2 separate regions of the Homo sapiens genome follow, and region 1 is linked to region 2. Evidence: chromatin loops called from intact Hi-C (ENCODE). Cell type or tissue: heart left ventricle. All regions are shown on one strand. Links, peaks and the distances in the headings refer to the core of each region. The heading gives the core; the rest is flanking DNA. Region 1 has its middle 240 kb from the start of LINC01648. Region 2 has its middle 49 kb from the start of LINC01648.

Region 1 (9,016 bases), core at 452-8,451, 290 kb before region 2:
CCAGCATTTATTGAGCACTATGTACCAGGACTGTGCTCAGTTCTTTACGGACATATATCAATTAACCTTCAAGGTCATCTTCAAGGACATACTGGAGACAGGGTGGAGTTGGGGCTGGAAACACAGACTTGAAGCGCAAGCCAGCTGGATTTGGATCCAGTTCTGCATTTACCAGCTGGGTGACCTTTATGAAGTTACATAAGCTGTCTGTGCCTCAGTTTCCTCATGCAAAATGGAGGTAATGACAGTACCTCCATCATAGAGTTGTTTGAGGATAAAATAGTAAATATATGTCTATATATACACACACATTTAATACAGTGCACACACTAATTGCTTTGTGGTGTCAACTATTGGCATTCCTCCCATTTTGCAGATGAGGAAAGCCTCCTTCTGCCTCCATCCTTTCCTATCCCCTGTGCCATCAGAACTAAATTGATTCAGGGAGCTCAATAAATGCTTGCATGCTTGTTCACTCAGGGTTTCATGCCAACCGAGGGGTGTGTAAGTTCACCATTTATAAGTCAACTGTATTTTTATGTCCTAGCAACAAAAAAAAATTGGCAAGTGAAATAAAAATACTATTTATTATCATAACAAAACCCAAAAATATATACAAAGAGATTCGACTAAAAAAATATACAAGACCTCCCTGTGAAGAGTGCAATAAAAATGGTCAACATATACCCATGGACACTTCACAATAGATTTATCATGGCTAATAAACGTGACAAAATGGACAATATTATTAGTCATCAGTGCAAAATAAAACCATAACAAGATGCAATACTCTCATCAAAATGGCTAAAGTTAATGTGACCTGCCTTACCAAGTGTTGAGAAGGATGTGGAGATGCTGGAACTCCCTCCCCTGCTGGTGGGAATATAGGCAGGTCCAGCCACTTTGGAAAACAACTTGGCAGCCTCTGATAAAGTAAAAGTAAAACAAATACCTGATCTGTGACTTGGTGGGTCCAGCTATTTTCCCTAGAGAAACGAAACAGACACCCACAGAAATTCTATCACAAGAATGGCAGTGTTATTTGTATTAGCCCCAAATGACTCAACATTCCCATGTCTTTCCAGTTTTTCCAGAGACAACTCTTCATTAAATCGCCTGTCCAAGAATCTGCACCTGCACCTCCCTCAGCTGCCACCCGAATCTCTGACCTCAACGAATCCCTATGCCAGGGGAATGCAAGACTGATTGGCCACAGGCCTGGGGCTCTGTACTCCCCTGAGCCTGGGTGGGGAGTGATTCCTCAAGGACAAGGAGAAGGGAGAGGGCTGAGCAGTGGTCCCCAAGGGAAGTGGCACTGGGGGTGGGGCAGAACCATCACGCGTTACCGATGGTGGGGTCAGAATCAGGGGGCCTGAGATATATGCTATTGGGTCCCACCCTATAGCCCTGCCCACGTCCTTCAGCTGTGGAGAGCGTGGGCTGCCAGCTGGGCCCTTTTCTGGGGAATCATCCTCAGCTGAGGAAGCTGACTGCTGACTCACCTGAAAAATGCCTGCGAGGTCTCACCTTTCCCTGGGATGACCTGCAGCCAGTCACTGGCTGACACATGGGTACAAAAGGTCTGGCTCATTCGAGGAGGCAGGACAGTCATGTGGTGCCACAGAGGACACTCCAGAGCTCCCCATGGGCCCAGATCAGGGCTAGACTAGACCAAGTCCATGCCCTGGCCTGGCTTCTTGCCCACCCTCCGCTACTTCCCTCACTCCCCTTCTTCTGAGCGTGCGCCCTCTGCAATCTCACATGTCCCCGTAAGTCCCCATCTCAGGCTCTGCTTCTAGGGAGCCTAACCTATGCAGAAGGCCAAGCTGGCTCTCGCCTGCACACCTGCCCCATGCAAGCTTCCCCTTGGATCTTCTTCCCTGCATGGGGAAATTGGTCCTACCCCACCAGGCTCCAAGGTGTGCAGCCAGCATCATCTTGGAATCCCTCTCAAACCCAGACTCCCACCAAGAACTCAATTCTCCCCACATCTGCTCCAGGTCCTTAGGAAACTCAACATCCAAATCCCTTTCATCTCCAGGTTGATTAACAGAAGATTATAAGCAAGCTTCAGAAGGAAGAAAAACCAGTGTCTCCCCAGGGCAGACACTGTCTGTTGACAAATACCACCAATATATATTTTTCTCATTTTTGTATAGATATACAGAACTAAGCCGATTAATATATTCTTCTTTCCCTCTTAGGTCTAGGACTGCAATGGGAATCTTTCTGCCCCATGGTGAACTGTGTACCAGGTTTCAATAAAGGTTTTATCTTTGCAATTACAGTTCATTAATAAATTTACAAGGGAAGGAAGATGGCGAGGTCTGTCTAAGAGGATTGTTTCGCATTTCTTCTCTTTTAATTACAGTTATCTCCTGAACCAAAGCTCTTTGAAAAACAGAGAGAAAAAAGACACCCTTTCCCCATCTGTTCCAGATATGGGTACAATTAATAAGGGAGGAGACAGGAGCTGCTCCTGGGCTTCCTGCAAACTGAGACCTCACCACCTCCTCTTCAGAGCTGCCCTGTGGGTGGGAGTCTTGGCCACCAGAGCTCAGCTGGCATCAGGTATCTTGTCATGTATCTGCCCTGGGGATTTGGATAAGGACAGGCTTGGTTCTCTATAGAGCTACTGTTTCTAGGGCACCTACTATGTGCTAGAGTCTTTACAGGGGTTTTCTAATCTTAAACTTGTCTAAGTTTTAAACTTCACAGTGATCCATTTTACAGACCTGTTTTACAGACAGAGAGTAGCTAAGGCAGACAGATGGGTGCAGGGCATTGGGCTAGGCATAGGGAGCAGGGAGGGGGCTGAACATTTTACAGATGCCAAATGGAGACTCAGAGATGTCCAGGACTTTCTTAAGGCACTCCAGATTAGGTTGGAATTGCAAGCCAGTCCTGTGACTCCAACTTACCTGCTATTTCCACTTTTTATTTGCTGGTATTTGGTGAACCTTTCTGGGCCTTAGTTTCCCCATCTGTGAAATGAGCCCCAGAGACTGGAAAAGATGAGTGTAAAGGTCTTAGGCTTTGAGGTGGCGTGTCTTGAATGGGATGGGTGCTGGAATGGCAGGTGTGGGGCTGGTATGGGGCAATCTGGCATCGGGGCGTCTGAGTCTCCAGAAATGAGGGCCTCCAGTCTCTCACACTAGCAATCTGCTCAGACCTGGTCAGAGAGAGCTGATTTCATCCCTGCCATTTGAGGAGCGCCAGAAGCTTTGGATCCCTTTAACCTCCTCCTCCCAAAAGCTTCTGAGGCGAGCAGTGACCTTGCTCACAGGGCAAATCCTATGAAAGAAGACTGTCTTTTCAGAGATTATACACCTTCTCCAACCCAGCCACCTCCAGGCTGGAATGCAGTGGCAAGATCTCGGCTCACTGCAACCTCCATCTCCTGGGTTTAAGCGATTCTCGTGCCTCAGCCTCCCGAGTAGCTGGGATTACAGACCCATGCCACAACACCTGGCTAATTTTTTGTATTTTAGTAGAGACGGGGTTTCACCATGTTGCCCAGGCTGGTCTTGAACTCCTGAGCTCAGGCAATCCGCCTGCCTTGGCCTTCCAAAGTGCTGGGATTACAGGCGTGATTACAGCCTCCTGGATCTCTTACTCTAAGGGATCTGTGTGAGTGTCCCTAAGTGGGCTCCTCTTTGGTCTCCTAGCTTTAACTGTCTAGAGGCTTTGCCTGGTCAGGGGGTGGCAGCCAAGACCTGACTATTATGAGGGGTGGTGATGGGGCACTAGTAATGGTGATCAAGAGAGTCCTAGCCAGTTCTTTTTTTTTTTTTTTTTCTTTTTTTGAGATGGAGTTTTGCTCTGTCGCCCAGGCTGGAGTGCAGTGGCGTGATCCTGGCTCACTACAACCTCCGCCTTCTGGGTTCAAGCGATTCTCCTGCCTCAGCCTCCTGAGTAGCTGGGATTACAGGCACGTGCCACCACGCCCAGCTAATTTTTGCATTTTTAGTAGGAGCAGTGTTTCACCATGTTGCTCAGGCCGGTCTTGAACTCTTGACCTTAAGTGATCCACCCGCCTCGGCCTCCCAAAGTGCTGGGATTACAGGCGTGAGCCACTGCGCCTGGCCGCCAGTTCTTAATTTATTGCGGTTGTCAAACTTTTTCTGTAAAGTACAAAGTGATAAATATTTTAGGGCAAGTGGGCCAAGAGACAAATCAAGGATATAATATAGGTATGGTATAATAGTTCCCCCTTATCCATGGGGGCTACATTCCAAGACCCCCAGTGAATGCGTCAAACAGTGGATAGTACAGAGCCCTATATACACTATGTTTTTTCCTATACATACCTACCTATGTTCAAGTTTAATTTTAAACTTAGATACAATAAGAGATTAACAACAATAAGATAGGACAATTATAATAATACACTGTAGTAAACGTTATGTGAATGTGGTCTCCCTCCCTGTCAAATTGTCTTCTTGTACTGCACTGTAGGCACCTGGAGCCTTGGAAAATGAAACTGCAGATAAGGGAGGACTACCGTATTCATGTAACCAGAGAGAAAACAAATTTCCACAATTGTAAGTGATACAATTAAAGATGTATCAATGAACACTGAAGTTTAAATGTCATATAACGTTAACATGTCTTGAAAGATTATTTTTCTCGTTTTTTAAATTATTTAAAGATGTAAAGAATCAGTCTTAGCTTATAGGCCATGAAAAACAAACATCAGGCCAGGTCTGAATGGTGGCCGTAGTTTGCAGAGCCCTGGTTTCTTCTTGCCTCTCAGCTTCCAACTTCCCCGTGAGTGCCTGCTCCTTGATGGACTGGACTCTAAGCCCTTCTTTGCAGCAAGCACGATATCAAGCTTTGTCAGTAGAGGGCGCCGGAGGGACACTGTGGAGGAAGGGGCCTTTTCATGGTCCACAGAGCTCTGTTGTGCAATTTCTTGTTCCTGTTGCATCTTCTCTTAGGGTATGAACGCGGGGGGACATCCTCTGGGGCTTTTCCTCAGCTGTGCACCCAGAATGCATGGTCCCTCGACCACCTCATAGCCCATCCTGAGCCCAGTGCCCATCTTGCTGTGGTCCAGCCCACACCTCCACCTGCACGTGCACACCACTCTCTCTCCTGTGCCCAGAGAGGTGTTTCCTGCCTGCCAGCCTGACCTGCATCTATGAACCAGCACCTCTGGGACCCAATACCTTCTCTGCCATTCAAGGGGCTGCAGCCACAGACATCCAGCGAAGTCAGGACCCCAGCCTCGGGGGCAGGTCCTTCCAAGGTTGTCTTCTTCAGCCCTAGGGTGCTGTTCCGATTCTTCCTGACATCATTTTAGGCACTCTTCTATCATAGTTTAATAATTATGTATAGAAAATGTCTCCTATTCAGATCACTGTGTGGTTTCTGTGTCTTTATTGAAATCTGATGGACTGATCCCCAGGAAGACCCCTCAGGCACCCTGGAGAGAATGGAAGCTCCCTAATCCAAAGAGTGAGTGTGAGTCCATCTCAGTCACCGTGTGTCTGCTGCATGGCTGAGGCCACGTGACTGCACCTCCCTGGGCTCAGTTTGCTCACCCAGGAAATGCGGAGAAAGCTTCCTTCTCCAATGGATGCTGAGACTGCGAAATGAGACCATGCATATGAAGCACAGAGCATGGGGCCAGGTACCTGCCGGTGTTCAAGATGGTAGAACTGCACCTTCGTAAGTGTGGTGGGCATCACATGGGACAGTGTGTGGAGTGACCGGCATGGGGCCTGGGGGGAAGTGGAGGCTCAAAACCCAACCTCCCTCCCTCTCTCCCTCCTGTCCTCCTTCTCTCCCAGGACACCCCTCCCTCAGGCCCCCAAGGCTCTAGTTTCTCTCCCCAAGTCCCCCTGTGTGGTGGTTAATACTGAGTGTCAACTTGATTGGATCGAAGATGCAAAGTATTGATCCTGGGTGTGTCTGTGAGGGTGTTGCCAAAGGAGATTAACATTTGAGTCAGTGGGCTGCAGAAGGCAGACCCACCCTTAATCTGGTGGGCACCATCTAATCAGCTGCCAGCGAATATACAGCAGGAAGAAAAACGTGAAAAGGTGAGACTGGCCTAGGTTCCCAGCCTACGTCTTTCTCCCGTGCTAGATGCTTCCTGCCCTCGAACATCAGACTCCAAGTTCTTCAGTTTTGAGACTTAGACAGGTTCTCCTTGCTCCTCAAGCTTGCAGACGGCCTATTGTGGGACCTTGTGATCATGTAAGTTAATTTTTATATATATATATATATGTATATATATAAAATATATATATGTATATATATAAAATATATATATACATATGTGTATATATATAAAATATATATATACATATGTGTATATATATATCTCCGATTAGTTCTGTCCCTCTAGAGAACCCTGACTAATACAGATTTTGGTACCAGGAGTGGTTCTAGAGGAACAGAATATTAAGGATGGAGTTTTTCATTGGCTTTGGGGTTTCTGGAGTTGGCTACTTAAGATGATTAGACTCAAAAATGCTAAGGACTCTACTTCTAATAGTATGGAGAACACTGATAGTCCTTGGGAGGAACTGTTTAGAGAGTTACACAAAATAAATCCATCTGACACTCCTGATTCACTGCTCGTGAGAGGCAAGGAGTTTAGTGACTCTATACATAATACTTTTGACCATATTTGGAGAACCAAGGAACATAATGAAGCTGGTTGGTTGCCCCTAAGTTCAGTAGATGAAGTGAGGAAAGAAAATGATGAACTCAGGGATTCCGTTCTCCAGGCTTCAGAGGCAGACACTGAGCCTCAAATCTGCTAAGATTGCCCTGAGTGAGAGTCTCATCTCCTGCAGAGAAAGAGCTGAAATTGTGGAGAAACAGACACAAACTCTTATCATGAGAGTGGCTGACCTGCATGAAAGGTGCATGCACAGCCTCAGGAGGTGTCTACTGCTAAAGAGAAGGCACTGATTGGAAGAGAATGGGACTCTGCAGCTTGGAATGGGGATGTGGGAGGACTCTGAAGAAGCTGGGGACACTGAGTTTGCACACTCTGATGAACCTTTTTTTGCCAGAAGGAACAGCTTCCCCATCCCCAGTAGTGGCAACATCCCCTCCCCGACCCATGCTGCCATCAGCCTTTCCACCTTTGTCTGAGGAGATAAATGCTGTGCTGCCTGAGGCAACAGTGATGGCCTCCCCTGAGGCAGTTGCCAGGCAAAATAATGTTGATTCTCCTCAGGATCGACCTCCAATGCCCCCGTTTGCTTCTAGACCTATAACTAGACTAAAGTCTCTGTGGGCCCCTGGAGGTGAGTTTGAGAGTGTGACCCATGAGGAGGTGCATCACATTAAAAAAGAACTGCTTGAGTCCTCCATATAAAGAGAAATCTGGAGAACAGGCATGGGAATGAATATTAAGGGTATGGGATAATGGTGAAAGGAACATAGAGTTGGATCAGGCTGAATTTATTGATTTGGGCCCACTAAGTGGGGACTCTGCTTTTAATGTTGCAGCTCAGGGAGTTAAAAAGGTTCCAATAGTTTATTTGTTTGGTTAGCTGAAATATGGATTAAAAGATGGCCCACTGTGAGCAAGTTGGAAATGCCTGATCTCCCTTGGTTTGATGTAGAGGAAGGTATCCAAAGGCTTAGGGAGAGTGGGATGGTGGAGTGGATTAGTCACTTTAGACCTACTCATCCCAGCTGGGAGGGTTGAGAAGATATATTCTTGACCAATGCCTTGTGAAACAGATTTGTGAGGGCAGCACTTGCATCTTTAAAGAGCCCTGTAATTGCTGTTCTCTGTATGTCAGATCTAACAGTGGGAACCACAGTCACTCAACTACAAAATTTAAATACAATGGGAATAATTGGATCCCCAGGTAGCAGGGGCCAAGTGGTGGCACTCAGGTATGGTAGCTATGTCAAAGGCAAGGTGGACATAGCTACCATAATGGACAGCAGAGACAAAGCAGCAATCAGAATAGTCTGACTCATGTAGAACTCTGGCACTGGCTAATTAGTCGTGATGTTCCTAGAAGTGAAATTGATACGAAGCCTACTGCATTCCTACTTAATTTTTATAAGGAGAAAACTTCTAGGTCGAACGGACAAAAGACTAATTTTAATTATAAAAACAGAGAATCATGTTCCCTCGATCAATTTCCAGACTTGAGCCAGTTTATGGACCCAAAACCTCTTGAATGAGGGAAGGCCAGGTCCCCTTGAGGAAGGACCCCACTACATTACCAACAATTTATGCAGTGAGTCTTTCCCCCATTGTTCCCCAAGGTGACCTCCAGCCTTTTACCAGGGTAACTGTGCATTGGGCAAAGGGAAATGATCAGACATTTCAGGGACTACTGGACACTGGCTCTGAGCTGACATTGATTCCAGGGGACCCAAAACATCATTGCAGTCCTCCAGTTAGAGTAGGGGCTTATGGAGGTCAGCTAGTTAATGGAGTTTTAGCTCAGGTCCGACTTAGAGTGGGTCCAGTGGGTCCCCTGACTCATCTTGCAGTCATTTCCCCAGTGTCAGAATGCATAATTGGCATAGACATACTTAGCAGCTGGCAGAACCCCCACATTGGCTCCCTGACTGGTAGGGTGAGGGCTATTATGGTGGGAAAGGCCAAATGGAAGCCATTCGAACTGCCTCTACCTAGAAAAATAGTAAATCAAAAACAATATCGCATCCCTGGAGGGAATGTGGATATGAGTGCCACCATCAAAGACTTGAAAGACGCGGGGGTGGTAATTCCCACCACATCCCCATTCAACTCTCCCATTTGGCCTGTGCAGAAGACAGATGGATCTTGGAGAAAAACAGTGGATTATTATAAGCTTAACCAAGTGGTGACTCCAATTGCAGCTGCTGTACTAGATGTGGATTCATTGCTTGAGCAAATTAACACAACTCCTGGTCCCTGTTATGCAACCATTGACTTGGTAAATGCCTTTTTCTCCATTCCTGTCCATAAGGCCCACCAGAAGCAATTTGCCTTCAGCTGGTAAGGCCAGCAATATACCTTTACTGTCCTACCTCAGGGGTATAT
Region 2 (9,016 bases), core at 762-8,761:
TAATGAAGGAGCTGGGTTCAATGGCCTCCAGCATCCTCCACTGCTACTCCCCTTCGCTTTGAAGGCAGCTCCTGGACGGTGGAGACAGCTACTGCCAACAGTCTGCTGATGTCAGCAGGACAGGCTTCAGGTGCCCCTGCCTCCCATTCCCTCCTTATAAATAGCTCTACCTGAAAGCACTGGGGTCACTCACCCCTGGGGACAGCCACAGGTAGCCAATTACTCTCAGTGCCTGGAGGGCTGATGGGGAGGGGGTTTCAGGTTTGAGTGGGAACCTTGGCCCTGGAAAGAATCCACTGGCTCGTCTGGGAGAGAAAAATGGAAGGTCATTTCGGTGTCTGCACCAGGCGGGGCCCGTAGCCACCAAACAATCATCTGTGGCCTGAGAGTGGAAGTAGTAGATGGCTCTGTGATTCCAATTATCCTCGGATCATTCAAATGACTATTGGAATGGAGAGCCAGACTGTCCTGTTTGGATAGTGATGTGTGCAGTGACCCCCACCCCACCCCACCACACCACCCACGAGCTATCTCCTCTCCAAGCTCCAGACTGGTCACTGCAGGGCGGCCCCAGGGACTCCCTAAGCTCCCAGCTCCCCATAGGTCTGCTGAGCACGTAGGCCTGAGTTGGTGGGCTCTGGTGGGTGCTCAGTCCATTTGATTGTAGAAGGTCTGGGTGGCAGAAGATCCTACTAGGGCTATGGGGAAAAATCAGGTTCTACTCCAGGGGACCTCAGGCAATCAACCTGAACTCGCCCAGTGCCAGCTTTGTGACTTTGTGATTTTGTCCCACTGAGATGGGAGAATGATAATGTGCACCTGGTAGGTCGGAAGTGAGGGCTATGTAAGGTAATGCCGTGAAATGGCTTGGTGCTTGGCACATGGAGGCCTTCTGTGAGCGGATTAGCTGGTGCTGTGGTGCAGCTATAGGAAGCAACTCAAACTGGCTTAAGCAGAACACAAGGGACATCTCCTGGAACCCCAGGATGACAAGGCAGCCAGCCTCAGAAGGAGACAGGCCCAGGACACAGCAGACCCGGCTTCTCCTTTCTCCATCTGCAGGACAGAAGATAGTGGCCTTCAGGTCCTGAGCATGAATGTCTCCTCCATCTGACAGAACAGCCCAGATAGAACCAGATTCTCTCAGTCCCAGATTTCTGGCAAAGGGACTCCACTTGGTCTGACTTGGATCTGTTTTCTGATTGTCTACTCTGGCTCACTTGCTCTTCTCTAGAAGCACATTAAAAAGGCACAAGCCTGGCCTCTGGGAGGCACCCCAGAAGGTGCTGAGGACTGTGAAGGGGTCAACATGAGCTGGACAGAGCCCCTCCAAAGTTCCAGGCCCTGTGCCAGCTCTGGGCCACCAAGGGAAACCTGGCCTGCGCCCTGTCCTTGAGAAGTTCACACCGGGAAGGGAAGACAGATGAGTGTGATCAGCAGGGCACGGGGAAGGCAGCAGCAAGAGAACCAGGATCCCCAGGCCCCTCCGTGTGCCAGGCTCCACATGCCTGCTTCCTCTATGCCTGCTGGGTAGATGCAATGATCCTCCCGAGAGGCAGAGCCAGCCACACAGCACAGACAGGGCTGGGCCGGGGCTGGACCCCAAGCCTCCAGGCCTGGCTTTGGGATGGTGGTCGGTGGGGCAGCCATTCCATGGCTTCACTCCAGCGAGACCCCATCGAGCCAGGTCTCACACAGCCATGCCAAAGATCTGACATATTCTTAGCTACAATCCTGAGTCTGGGAGAGAAGCAGGAAATGACTCACCCTCTTTCTCCAACATAAACACAACTCTGTGCTATTAATATTTACCCAGGGGCTTCTCCAAGGGCCCCAAACAGCAAAAGGATCCTGGTGAGGGAAGGGTATGAAAGATATGTCGGGTCTGCAGCTGCCTTCAAATGGAGCAGAGAGACTGAGTGCCAGAGTGAAAGGGAGCCTCACAGCTCTCTCCGTCCTCCCCATTTGACTGAGGTCCAGAGAGGACAGGGAGCCAAGAAAATCCAGCAGGGCGGTGGCAGAGGAGGGAGCAGAAGGTGGGAGCACGGGAAGTGGAACGAGCACAGGGCTGTGGGCCCCTGGCCCTCATCTGTCAAATGGGAAAGCAGGAACTGGTTTGAGGATGTTTCCCTGAGATGTCAAATGGCCCCTCTGAGTGTCTGGCAAAGAATAGGTACTGCACAAACTCATCATGGTGAGGGCAAAGTCATGGTGAGGATGCCAGTGGTCTTCCCTGCCCCGACTTCCCAGTGTGCTTTGCACCGCCTCCCAAAACCCTGTTTCTGCTTGGTGACCCTGCCCTGCTCCCCACCCCATCAGTGCATTGGACCAGGAGAAGATACCTGCCCAGGCTTGGCCAATCAGAGTACCTGTGCTACCAATTCTAAATTGAGACAGAGAGCCTGGTTGGGTCTTCTGGTTGTGTGAACTACTGATGCATGCATTTCTGATTCGTGAGAAATGGGAAAAGTAGAGACCTGACCTGAAGTCTTATGAGGTGGGTGGAAGAGAGTCAGTCTGCATTCTGGCTGGTGCTCCTGTCTCCGGTCCGGGTCCCTCCTGAGTTCTGGCTGCATCTGAGAGACCAGGGTCCTTATGCCAAACCCCCTCTTCTCTGCAGCTGAGCAGATTCTGTCACTTGTGACTCAAGCAGCCCTGATTCCCACGAGGAAGAAGAACTTCCTGATCGTCAGAGGGGTCCAGAGCCAGGTGGGCACTGACCTCAGAAGGAAGATCACTGAGGTCCATGGGAGGGCGGGAATCCCGCGGTGCTGGGGCCCAGGCCCTGCACCCTGGTGGCTGGGGTGTCCTAGGGCCTCTCTCCTAATTAACCTCCTCTCCGCTGTTTTCTCCCTCCTGCTCCATGTCCCTTCTTTCCTCATCTCCCACACCCAGCCCCTCCCGAGATCATCCATTCATCCCTTAGGCAGCATCTATAGCCCACTTGTGGCTGTTCATCCACTGGGCTGGCCACCCTGGGGACGCAGAGAGGGACAAGGCCGTGTCCCTGTCCTCAGGGAGCCTCCGGTCTGGCTGGCGGAACAGACACAGAATCAATCACAGCCCAGCCTGGCCAGTGCTGAGATGGGGGAAGATGTGGGAGGGGCTGGGGAGCTAGGGGCAGGCCAGGCCCTGGACATGGAGAAGGGGAGGACTTCTGAGAGGAGGTGGTGTCTATGCTGAGACCTGAAGGAGAAGTCGGGGAGCCAGGGGAAGAGGCTCAGGGGGAGAAGGTTACTGCAGCAGCCCAGCACAGGCAGGGCACTGGCAGAGAGGGGGAGCCTGGTGCCCTTGGAAACGGCAAGCAGTTCTGCTTGGCCAGGGCAGGGTGGGGAGGGTGGGGAGGTGTGGAAAGATGGGGCTGGGGTCCACCTGGGTCAGACCACAGAGGGCATAGGGAGGGCTATGGGAGGAAGTGACCTCTCTGTAAGCATGGAGGAGCGGGTGTTCCAAGAGGATCTGGGCTCCTCAGACCTCCTGAATAGCGAGGAGGGGAGGAGGCTTCTATCTTCCTCCCTCCCTCTGGCCTCCTCTCTCTCTCTCTCTCTCTCCTCTTTAACTCTTACTCCACCTAGATGAACCAGCTCAGATGCCACCCACTCTCCCCTCTCTCTGTCTTTCTCCCCCTCCTCTCCCCTCACTTCTCCTCTTTTGTCCTCTCCTTCGCTTATACTCCCCCTTCCCCCATTTCTCTCCCTCCCTCCTTCCCTCCCCATTCCCCTCCCTCTCTCTGCAGACCCCTCCCCACCTCCTCCCGGCCCCGCCCAGCCGCGCTTGTGAGGTCCTGCAGCGCCACCTTCAGGCCGCGGCCGGGAGCGGTGCCGGTGCGGGGCGCCCCACCAGGAGGAGGTGGCGGAGGTCCCGGGGGCCGCCCCGCCTCGCAGCCTGGGCTCTGCCTGCTCTGCGTCCACGCCAGCATAAGCCCCAGCCGGCTCCGTCTCCCCTAACGACTCTAATTACCAGCCAAGCTCGGCTCCCCAAGGCCCAGGCGCCAGAACTGATGACTTTAATAACAGAATCCCTTCCCTTTCACGGCCTGCTCCGGGGGCCGCTGGCCTGAGGATGCAGCGATCTCTGCTGTCCTGGGAGGGCGGGGTCCCACGGGGGTTCTACACCCTCTTACACATGGGGAGGGGGGGCTCAGCCAGGGCAGTGAGGGGAGAATCGCTTAGGGTGGCCTAAGAGAGCCTGGCGCCGCGCGCTTGTTCATCTATGGCAAAAACCGCAATAACTTTTGCACCAACTTAATATTTGATCGATGATCACTCAGGGACATCACCCTGAACTTAACGGGTCCTGGGACCAGACACCCAGAGATGAAAAGACAGTGGGGTACAGTTCTAGCGCTGGGTGATTGAAGCTACGACACTGGCCTGTGACAATTCCTGCGGGGCCCAGAGAAGGTGCTGGCACCCCGGGGGGGCTATCAGAAGCGTGAGGGAGGGGGCTCTGAACTGGCTTCAGAGTGGGTGGCATCTGGGCCGGTTCATCTAGGTGGAGTAAGAGTTTGCAGGGGAAAGACGATGAGAAGGGCATTCCAGGCAGGCGGCAGTTGCCCAGAGGCGTGGAGGCTGGAAAGAGCAGAGGCTTTCAGAGATGGGGAGTCCTGTGTGGCTGAAAATGGAGGGGAAAGGGGGGGTTAGGCTGGGGGACCATCAGGTGTCAGACTGGAAAGGACTCTGGGTGCTTTTTGCTAGCCCTGTATCTATATTCAGTACTGATACAATATAAGCTAATAGCAACAATCATACAAATTATTATTATTACTATTAATATTATAGCCACTAATACTTATTAAGGGCTTTCTGTCTGCCAGGTGCTCTCTCAAGCACTTTATGTCTATTGACTGAATTAATTTTTATGACAGCCCCATGAGGTAGGCACGATTGGAGAAACAGGCACAGAGACGTTAAATAACTTGTCTAAGATGGCTCAGGTACTGAATGGCAGAGCATCCTCTCTCCAGAGCCAGCTTTCTTTACTTTCACAGCACCCTTGGCCCACCCCCACCCCAAAACTTCCAATTTAATTTTTCTTAGATTCTGTCTCCCAAGGAGAAAAGCACCTCCACCCATTTCCCCAGGGATCAGAGGCAATTTGTAGTTTGGAAGAAAAACCAAAGGGCCTGGAGAAAGCAACATTTAACCCAAAGCCATGATTTGCCCATGCTGGGCTCTCGGGCATTAGCTGGGGACAAGCTGGCTGGATCAGCAGTCTGGGGCTGCCTGTCCTCCAGCATCGAGTCCCCGGGCCTGGCTAAGGTTGCCTCTTTTCCATCCTCACCCCAGGAAGCCTTTGGCATTTCCAGAAAGAGGAACTACTGCCCAGCTACTGCCCCTGGTGGAGGCACTGGCAGATCTGCACTGAAGGTGGGATGCAAAATCTACCTCTTTATAGTGTTGAGAATCCAGCCCCAGGCTCTGCCTCTGAGAGCCCTGGGAAGACAGGGGTTTTCAAGAGCTCGTCACCAGCCTAGAGGTGTTCTTTGGCTGGGCCGAGAATGGGTGTCATCTCGAAATTAGACTTGCAACTATACACCTTTCCCTTAACTGAGCCAGAGCGTTGTTTCTGTTGCAACACTGGGTTGGAGAGAAAGAAATGAGAGAAAATTGACTTGTTTCCAGTAATGCTCCAGAAAGCAAGTGTGGAGTCTGCTTTGTGATTTTGGATTATTTTTTTTTCTTCCTTCCTTTCTATATCTGTGCTTTATCATGACTAGAATAGGGATGATGCCATGTGAGGAGAAATGGAGGTGACAGGACTAGGCATCTGGGCCAGACTAGATCTTCCAGTGGAGAGACCCAGCCAGGCTTGGGGCCTCTGTGATGGCCAGGGAAGTCAAGTCTAGCCTTGGTGAGGACACAGGTGGTGCTGGGCTTTAATGACAGGGAAGAAGGCACAGGATAGAGAGAGGCTCAAGAAGGGCAAGAACAGCCTTGTCTCCTCCCTGCCCCGCCCACTTTATGCTGCAGGTGCAATGGCTGGTCCCTGCTCCTTCTGCAGGCCAGGCCCATCCATGCCCTGCCTCTTTGCACATGCTGCCTCCCTGCCAGGAATGCCCTTCTCCGTTCATCCCTCCAGCCACGTTTTCCCTCCTCCGTGCAGTCTTCTGAGGCTGCTCTCTACAACCCATATACACAACTCATATACACATAGCACTTTTTTTTTTTTTTTGAGACAGAGTCTCGCTCTGTCACCCAGGCTGGAGTGCAGTGGTGCCATCTCGGCTCACTGCAACCTCTGCCTCCTGGGTTCAAGCCATTCTCCTGCCTCAGCCTCCCCAATAGCTGAGACTACAGACGCGTACCATCACGCCCACCTAATTTTTTGTGTGTTTTTAGTAGAGACGAGGTTTCACCATGTTGGCCAGGCTGGTCTTGAACTCCTGACCTCAAGTGATCCACCCGCCTCCGCCTCCCAAAGTACTGAGATTACAAGCGTGAGCCACTACGCCTGGCCTACACATAGCTCTTTAAGATCTTCCCAGCCCCAGCATTCTCACTTGTAGAAACTCCTCCCCCCATCAGATCAAACATAGTAAAATGCCCTAACAGCCCACATTAACTACAGATTATACGCGACTATGCAAAAGCTGAGTTGGAAAGGAAGGTGACCATTTGATAATGTTATACTTTGTAGACATTTGATTAAACATTGATCTATTTCGACTTCACAGCTTCCCTTTTATAATTTGAAGCCAAATAAATTGTTTTCCCAGACCTTCAACATTTTCACAGGCCCTTAAGAGCCCTTAGGTCTTGGCACTGTGCCCAGAACAGAGAGTCTACCGGAGAAACGCTCCCATCAGACTCAGGCTGGGCTATGGCAGGTGGAGTTTGGCTTCTCGGGCTTGTTAGAGGGAGACCGTCTCCTCCAGCGGCCCTGCCCTGAACCCGGGCTGCTTCCTTGATCTAATTAGCATCGCTGAGAATTAAACTGCACACTGGAGCGTGCTCGTGCTCCCCCGAGGGCGTCCCAGAACTAACACTGCTTAAATATGAAATGGTTCCTGCCCTTGGGGCCTGAGTCAAGGAGGCATGAACCAGAAACAACAGTTGTGATTACTAGCTCTGATTAAAGCAGTGTAAGTTATACAGTACAATAAAATAAAACTCTTGCAGCAATAAAATAGTTAACAGTACTCTGAGTTATTTCTCTTTTCTTTGAAGGGAGCACAGGCTGTTTATTTTTTACTCTGTATTCTGATGATTCCGCTTATTCATCCAGGTCATTTACTGATCACCTACTATGCGATAGGCATATACTGGGTGCAGGGAAGAGAAAGAACTACGTCAAGATGCCTACACTGCTGGGGGCTCAGAGTCAGGAGGGGACTGTGGCCGTCCAAGGACAATTCACACAGATAAGCCTACCTTGGGATGGAGCCAAACACACCATGTGCAACAGATTACCTGAGAGGATAATGGGGGGACTAACTCAGATGGGGGTGATGTTAGGAGCTGATATTCAAGTTGAGGACTGAAAAAATGAATTACCTGAAGAGTGGGGACCAGAGTGATCTAGGTAGCAGGAACTGCCTGTGCAAAGGCCCTGGGTGGGAGGCAGTGTATTTGTTGGAGGGACTACAGAAGCCCTGGGGCGATGTGTGGGGAGGGGCAAGCATGGGGAGGAGGCAGCACCCAGCCCTGCAGCGCCTCTTGACTCAAGGCTCCCTGAGGGGCATAGAAGGGTTTTAAGCAAGGAAGTGGCCTGGTCTGATTTGTTGTGTTTAAATGACCCCTAGCTCTTCCAGGAGGTCAGAATGGGAGCAGGGGTCCAGTGAGGAGATGGAGGGGGACGTCCAGGCGGAGCTGATGGCAGCTTGGACCAGAGCAGGAACCGTAGGGGTCTGGGAATGAGGAATTTGTCCACACAACTCCGAGGTTTCTGGCTGAGAAGCCAGGTGGATGGAGCTGCCATTTCCCGAGTGGAGAAGCGGGGAAGGCAGGAGCAGGAGCAGCAGCAGGCTCGAGGCTGAGAGGCCAGCATGGGGCATATGACTCCAGGGCTGCATCCCCAGAGAAAGGGAGGGGCAGCCGGAGCATCCTGAGGGCATGCAGGGAGAAGCTGCTGGAGACCTTGTGTGAGTGTCCTCTCTGGACAGCAGTGTGAGCCTCCTGGGAGAGTGGACAGAGGGTACAGAAAGGATCAGGCTGAGGGGTGGTGACTGCCTTCACCCCCTCCAGCACCCCCCATGTCTGTGGCTTCCAGAGAGGCCCCTGGGGGTGGCTGTGGAGGGGCTCTGGCTGGTGGGAGGGCCTGGGGCTGCTGCGGTTGGTCTGCTGAGCTCTGCTTCTTCCCCACTTTGTCACCTGCCGGCCCTCCGATGGCCGGCCAAGGCCCAACTCTGTCCCATGCTTGGGCTCTGACTCCCAAAATGGCTGGGGCCAGGTTTGTGGAGGGCAGGCTGAGAGCTAAGGTGAAGGGCCACTTACTCCCAGCCCATCTGCAGCTGTAATCCTGGCCTCCCCATGTCCCTGCCCTCAGCTGCCCTAGATATCTCTCAGTGAGTACGGAGATAAACCCTCCAAATCTCCATCCCTCTCTCCCTGCAACATGTCTGCATTCCCAGGGCTACGAGGGGCTGCTGCCCATTGGTTTCATTTGATTTGCTGTGTTTATTTATAAGCTTTCTATTTCTCAAACCTGAATATCTCCCTCAAGCAAGTGAAATCTGCTCTGCCAAGGACTTTTATGAGAAGTTACAAATGACACATGGGAAAGCTAAGAGCAGGTTTATTTTTAAACTCTGGGCTCCGAAAGACACCCAGTCCATCCATCCATCAGCTCCCTCACTCTGGCGGAAACACTGGCTGATGTGCACAATATGCTTGGTCTTGCGCTGGGGGATGAGGGTACAGAGACACCAAGGACTGGACGTCCTGGATGAGCGCACAGTGTGGTTGGGCATGGGGAGGAGGTCGGGGCAGAAATAGGCTATCGCAGCATGGTGGAATCAACAACATTCATTCATTCTTCATTCAATAAATGCACGGATGGCTGTGCGCCAGGCACT

What was found. Hi-C counts contacts between places; a loop is a spot of excess contacts. Peaks named below come from ENCODE experiments on the same cell type or tissue, not always from the same donor. Only the 100,000 strongest peaks of a DNase experiment are listed, where the experiment ranks them.
Region 1: it touches region 2 in a loop (6-fold over the local background); 57 of 110 quality-filtered maps call a loop at or near these places.

Annotation. Positions count from the first base shown.
Region 1 is chr1:29,788,352-29,797,367 of GRCh38, forward strand. No RefSeq gene overlaps it. Among named protein-coding and RNA genes, the nearest start is that of LINC01648, 240 kb to the right of the region's middle. In heart left ventricle, for the core only: CTCF peaks have their summits at 4,835 (motif pointing right) and 5,042; a DNase peak (open chromatin) is centred at 4,860.
Region 2 is chr1:30,082,330-30,091,345 of GRCh38, forward strand. No RefSeq gene overlaps it. Among named protein-coding and RNA genes, the nearest start is that of LINC01648, 49 kb to the left of the region's middle. In heart left ventricle, for the core only: CTCF peaks have their summits at 3,827 (motif pointing left) and 5,342; a DNase peak (open chromatin) is centred at 3,802; H3K4me3 peaks cover 372 bases; H3K27ac peaks cover 2,158 bases; H3K27me3 peaks cover 1,440 bases.